Linked DNA regions of Mus musculus: region 1 is linked to region 2. A link is a contact called in ENCODE Hi-C or POLR2A ChIA-PET data. All regions are on one chromosome and are shown on one strand. Each heading gives the region's core, a stretch centred on a gene start or an enhancer-like site at or near the end of the contact. The rest is flanking DNA. Distances are from core to core; before and after follow the strand shown. Region 1 overlaps Rarb (retinoic acid receptor, beta). Region 2 holds the start of Oxsm (3-oxoacyl-ACP synthase, mitochondrial).

Region 1 (3,274 bases), core at 396-2,895, 270 kb before region 2:
AAGATGTCTCTCTCCTTGGTCTCCTGACAGTACTACTTTCTTAGCCATCTTGCTTTCCACTGTCTGGTAAAGTGTTGAATTTGTAACCCAGTATGGGCAGCTGGAGAAGAGCAGAAGACCACATCAGTGTGTCCTCCAGTTCCTGATTGAGGCTATGAGAGCTCAGCTGTACAAGGTTGTGACAAACTTATGTCCCAGGGACAGTGAGAAGGCTCTTGGCAGGGTCTTGACTCCCAGGGCAAGGCACGCTCTCTGCTGGGCCTGCCCTCTTCTGACTTTGTCCCAGATACAAGCAGCTCTTCATCTTCTCATAATCAACCTTTTGGTCTTTGCCCTATGAGTGTTTACTATCAACTTGCTTCAAGAAATATTATAAGTGAATCTCTAAAGCCCATTTTTAATACCGAAGGCCAATCGTATGAGGCCTTTGATTTTGAGTTAGACATATATGTGGCTTTAAATCACAAGAAATATGAGTTCCCTCAGAATTTCTCAAAAAAGAAAACTCTTATTAAATGCTGATATGCCCCTGATATTAACTCATATTCTGTCTCAGCAAGGAATGGGCATCCCAGGGTTCTGAACCATCCATAAACTTACTATCAACAGGGCATGAGATTTCATCTGAGCATTGGCTCACTGGGTTATGTTTATGGTGCTGGATCCTCAAGCAAGCCAGAGCTAAAACAATTCCATCTTGATCTTAAAGCATCATATAAAAAACCATTAAATTGTCAGTGGCCTGGGGCTCTGTGCCCCTCCTCATCCACACACAGTCCTGGAAGCTGAGGTCTCTAGCAGGGGTGAGGTTTGTGTAGGATGGCAGTGAAGGAAGGCAAAGATGTGGTTGACATAAAACTCCACATGAATCACAGACAGTCTCTGTTTACCCAACACACAGATCAAAATACCTCCCAGCATGTATCATAGTCAGCAAGGGTTCTGCCGTGCTGGAAATGATTTCCTGAAACTGAGACGTGCTGACACCCAGCCAAAGTCTGATCTGGAAAACTAAGAAGTCGTATTTGGTTTCGGTCATTGTTTCTGAGCCATACTGATGGGCAATTAGTGATGGATAAAGTTCTCCAGTTCTCTCTTATTTCCCTGAATATCATGGTGTTCTTTTTCTGTGCTCCCTAGCCTCTAAAACATTGCCAAACTGAATATTTGGGTTTTAATAAATGAAAAAGGTGCCTGAGTTCCTGCCTCTTTTGTTCCTCACACACACAAAGACTATTGTCTCTACCGTGTTCTTGGTCAAGGAATAATGATTTTTCTTTTAATGTCGAGTTGGTACCTCTGAGAACCAGAGGTGCCATGTAGTATTCTGAGAAAGGTGTCCTGCCACAAAAGTACACACTTCTCAGATTCTAGAACACTGGTGACCTGTTGTTTTCTATTCTGATCATTCTTATAACACCGAAGGTAGAAAAATAAGCCATGTTTTCTTGAAATAATGTGTGTATAGGGGCTTCTGACAGCTCTGGTTTAGTCTTAAACCAGATTCCCAGGCCCTTACAGTAAAACCTTGCCAACAACCATATGTTTATTTAGACTTTTCAAATCCTAGGGCACCTGTGTGAAAATCATGAGCAGCACGCACTCCGTGAGAGTTCTTGGCTCACAGTCAGTGAGCATTGGTGGGAGTTAGTCAGGCTTCTGCCGTGGTAATCAACTGCAGGCAAGGTTTTGCCCACACGAGAAGACTGTTCAGCATATTTCCTGCCTTTGAGAGAATGGTTTGTAGAGTGGTTGTTAATCCCACTGCAACTGCTCAGGTAGAGACCCACACTTTTAATACTCAGGGCAGCAATTCTCTGTCATGCAAAAAGAAGAGAGTGAAGATAACAGAAGAGCATTTATCACCTGCTACATCCTCATGTTGATTTGAACAAGCAGCACTCTATTAACCATGGTAACAGAGGGGACAGAGAGGATATACGGCCCCTACTTTTGAACATAAAGTTTGCCCATTTCATTACTGTTTGGCACAGTTTCAGAATATGTTGCTGAGTTTATCAAAGCATTCTCGGGAAGTTTAAAACAATGGCAACACACTCAGCACACACATGTAAATAAAGTAAAATAAAAACTGTATTTAATTTCTTAATGAGGAGACTAACTGCAAAGCTGGCTCAAAGGATAATATGAGAGAAATTCAAATAGATAATAGGTAGGTAGGTAGGTAGGTAGGTAGGTACTTTAACTAAGCTGGCATGGATTCCAGCTCTGTCTGATGTTTTCCAAGCAAATTAACTTGATATTTGTTTTAGTGAGACACTAGCAGCCATCTCTAGTTTTGAGTGGAAGAGTCTTTGGGGCTAAGGAGGTGAGAAGAGAGTGTCCCAGCCCCTTGGAACTATAGGCAGTTGTAAGCTGCCAGGTGTGAGTGCCAGGTACAGAACCTGTATCCTCTGCAAGAACAAAAGTGCTCTTAGCCACTGAACTGTGTTTCTAAACCTGGGGGCTAGGGTTTTAACTTTAGTTTTTGTAGCCATTCCTCTATCAGCAGACTGAGCCCAGGGTGCATCCCAAGGTGGGTTCTGGTCTCTCATGAAGCTAGCTATTTATCTGCTCATCTTCTTGCTTGCAGGGCTTTTTCCGCAGAAGTATTCAGAAGAACATGATCTACACTTGCCATCGAGATAAGAACTGCGTCATTAACAAGGTCACTAGGAACCGATGCCAGTACTGCCGCCTGCAGAAGTGCTTTGAAGTGGGCATGTCCAAAGAGTGTGAGTGGGATTTCTCTTTACTTATTTCTACATCTATGTGTGCAGTTTCTAAGATTCAATCATCAAGAGTGTTAACATAGGACATTCAGATGTGACAGGAATGGCACGCTACCATGGCCAGGTATAAAAAGAGATGACATGATGAAAGAACCATAAAGTCTCTCTGACGAACTTGAGTGGTTGTTGGTGAAAACCAAGTCATAGGTGTTGTGATTATAAATTCCAGAAGGGTTCTTTACTTAGTGGGGCTCCCTAGCTGACAGACAGTGAGGCCATGGCTCCTCTGTATCCTCATCCTGGCAGTGGACATACTGTAGCATGAGAATGAAGGAAACGAAAAGCCATAATACTTGCAGAAGTACAGATTGCCTATTTGTAGATGGGAGGCATGCTGCACACTTATTATAGAGGGATTTGGGCACGGGGCACACTGAAATTTTTCTTAAGTTGAATTAGCTTTTCTCTTCTAAACTATTCCTTCCCAACAAAAGTGGGAATGACAAAAATACTTAAATGAGTTAAAAGTTGCCTATTGGACC
Region 2 (2,834 bases), core at 7-2,506:
ATGACTTCTCCATGGCTGCATAGACAGAGTTCCCCTTTCAGCTAACCTTCCACAGTCCACATACCCCAATGCCTTTTGAGATCAGAAATTTGTATGTAAAACAAATTGCCAAAAGGTACTGGAGGAAACAGCACAATTTTCACTGCAGGGAGATCATACTAAGCAAATGGTGAGCTACTGGATCAGGAACAAGTTGAATTTTCTTAAACATTTTAGACAGAGTAGACAATAAATCATATCCAGGAGTAATGAGGAAATAGCTAAACTTACCTCAGATTCTTTTCTACATTTGGAAAGCAAGCATACGTGGCAACGATGGCCTGAAGAGGTTATTGCCCACAAGAAAATATATAATCATGACTACAAGATAGCATAGTCTATCCTTTATCTGAAGAAAAAGCAAAGCTCACACGTGGGACAGACTTGAACAGTTAATAGACATCCCCTGGCTGTGTTGCTACTTATCCTACTTATCCATTACAGATTTATCTCTGAGCAAGTAAAACTTTCGTAAGCTCAGGAATTTCCACTTCAGATATTGGGCAATCTTCTGGTCACTTCCTGTCATGAGTCAGCCCTTTTTATTGTTACAGAAGTAGCTGTTTACATCATTTGCTAAAGTAAATAAAGGTAAGGAAAAATGGAGGTAGAGGGGACACCATAAGCACTGCAGATCACTACAGACGTTAGGTTTTGTTATATTTTAAAGACAAAGTCTTCAGGTTGGTAGCCCAGGCTCCCTTTGCACTCTCTCCACAGCTGAGGACAGAGCTCCTGATCCTCTGCCGCCCAGGTGCTGAAATTGAGCGGTACCATTATCTGATCTCTTTGCAAACCTTTAAAAGTTTTGTAACTAACGTCTCCTAACAAATTCTCAACGTCTTTGCACATTTCTAAGTATTCAGCCATAGTATTATTTTATTGTCTACGTGGCATTTAGATGTTTCCCCAAACGACCTCGGTTTCTTGGTGACATTCTGAAGAGTTCTATGAATATTTTCTACAGAGCTACCAGGGAGGCTACAGCTATAGGTCCTCCCCGGAATGTCCTGGGGAAATGACAGCCGCCCTTCTCTGGCAGCACAGGAATATCTAGGCATTATCGCTGTTGACTAGGTGAGGTTTCCCAAGCGATCAAAACAGGCTCTGAGGCTAGAGCGGGGCACTCACAACCCGGAACCCGGAGGAAGCTCTGGCCGGAGCGTCTGACCTCTGACATCAGGCACCGGGCGGAAACGCTGCGCTGCGGATGAGTGCGCATGCGCACTCGGTGGGCGCCCGCAAAGGCTTGTTTCAGGTAGTGACTGCAGTGTGCACCCGGGTTTCAGGGTAGGGGTGGAGGGCGTCGCGTGGCTGTGAATCCCTGAGAGCTCCTAACGCTGAGCTCGGGAAGTTACACCCGGCCTTCCTAATACGGCGGTGCTGGGCTGTGGCGGGACCGCCTGAAAGGTTATCTGCCCTACACGGAAGTAGATAAAGTGCACAAGGCAGAATGGGCCTGAGGCGGCCTCCTGTGCATTAATCTTAGAAATGCCACATGGACTCAGTCCACACTGTACAGTAATCTTCGGTGAGCCTGAAGAAGGATGCCCCCTGTAGGGTGGGTTGGCGTTGTAAAACCCAGTGAGCTAGCTATCAGTTGACAGTCTGAAGGACCTCATAGATTACAAATAAAAGTTAAGTCCAAGCGAGGGTTGCATTTCTCTGTGACCACAGTCACACCTAGGGTGTGTGTAAGATTCTACTGTCGTTTAAATGATGCTTGCTGTCTCTTGTGGTCTATTCCAGGAATGTGTTTCTGATCTTCTGAATTTCAACCATGTTGTCAAAATGCTTGCAACATTTTCTAAAAGCCACAATCTCCCATCCATATCCAGCGTCATATTCTTGGTTAATAAGCAAACACAGATTTTATGGAACTGTGCCAGCAGCCATGTTGCGCAGACGAGTTGTCATCACAGGCATTGGCCTAGTGACACCACTTGGCGTTGGGACTCAACTAGTTTGGGATCGGCTTCTCCGAGGAGAAAGTGGAATTGTTTCTGTGGTTGGTGATGAGTACAAGAATATCCCTTGCAGTGTAGCTGCTTATGTACCAAGAGGTCCACATGAAGGTCAGTTTAATGAAGAAAACTTTGTGTCCAAATCAGATGCCAAGTCCATGTCTTCTTCCACCATCATGGCTGTTGGGGCAGCAGAGTTGGCCCTGAAAGACTCCGGCTGGCATCCGAAACGAGAAGCAGATCAGGTGGCTACTGGCGTTGCCATTGGCATGGGCATGGTTCCTCTTGAAGTTATTTCTGAAACTGCTTTGCTGTTTCAGACCAAAGGTTATAATAAAGTCAGCCCATTCTTTGTCCCTAAGATTCTGATCAATATGGCTGCAGGCCAGGTTAGCATTCGCTACAAACTCAAGGGCCCCAATCACTCAGTGTCCACAGCCTGCACCACAGGTGCACATGCTGTGGGAGACTCCTTTAGATTCATAGCCCATGGTGACGCAGATGTGATGGTGGCTGGGGGCACAGACTCTTGCATTAGTCCATTATCTCTCGCTGGGTTTTCCAGAGCCCGGGCTCTGAGCTCAAACCCAGATCCTAAGCTAGCCTGCCGGCCGTTTCATCCAGAGAGAGATGGTTTTGTCATGGGTGAGGGAGCTGCTGTGCTGGTGCTGGAAGAACATGAGCATGCTGTTCAGAGAGGAGCTCGGATCTACGCAGAAATTTTGGGTTATGGACTCTCGGGTGATGCCGGTCACATAACTGCCCCCGATCCCGAAGGAGAAGGTGCTTTAAGGTAAAGAACGGTTGTTCTGTTCAAAATATATTTTCCTC

The links. A loop is a pair of places that touch in the nucleus more often than their neighbours do. ChIA-PET counts read pairs that join two places held with the same protein, here RNA polymerase II (POLR2A).
Region 1: a loop to region 2 is called in a map of Patski, with 2.7 times the contacts of the local background. The contact joins the enhancer-like site here to the promoter of Oxsm in region 2. A Hi-C loop is called at or near these places in 1 of 37 maps with a recorded cell type or tissue (Patski). POLR2A ChIA-PET finds 5 or more read pairs at or near these places in 1 of 5 experiments (Patski).

What each region holds. Positions count from the first base shown.
Region 1 is chr14:16,508,395-16,511,668 of GRCm38, reverse strand. Rarb (retinoic acid receptor, beta) reads left to right here. Exons shown (of 8, transcript NM_011243.2): 3 at 2,594-2,735. Among named protein-coding and RNA genes, the nearest start is that of Rarb, 65 kb to the left of the region's middle. Within about 2 kb of position 1,645, at least 1 of the 3 ENCODE cell types and tissues checked has a DNase peak (open chromatin) inside an H3K27ac peak, as active enhancers do.
Region 2 is chr14:16,241,753-16,244,586 of GRCm38, reverse strand. It overlaps Oxsm (3-oxoacyl-ACP synthase, mitochondrial), which reads left to right and starts at 1,256. Exons shown (of 3, transcript NM_001359883.1): 1 at 1,256-1,297; 2 at 1,789-2,796. The coding sequence starts at 1,820.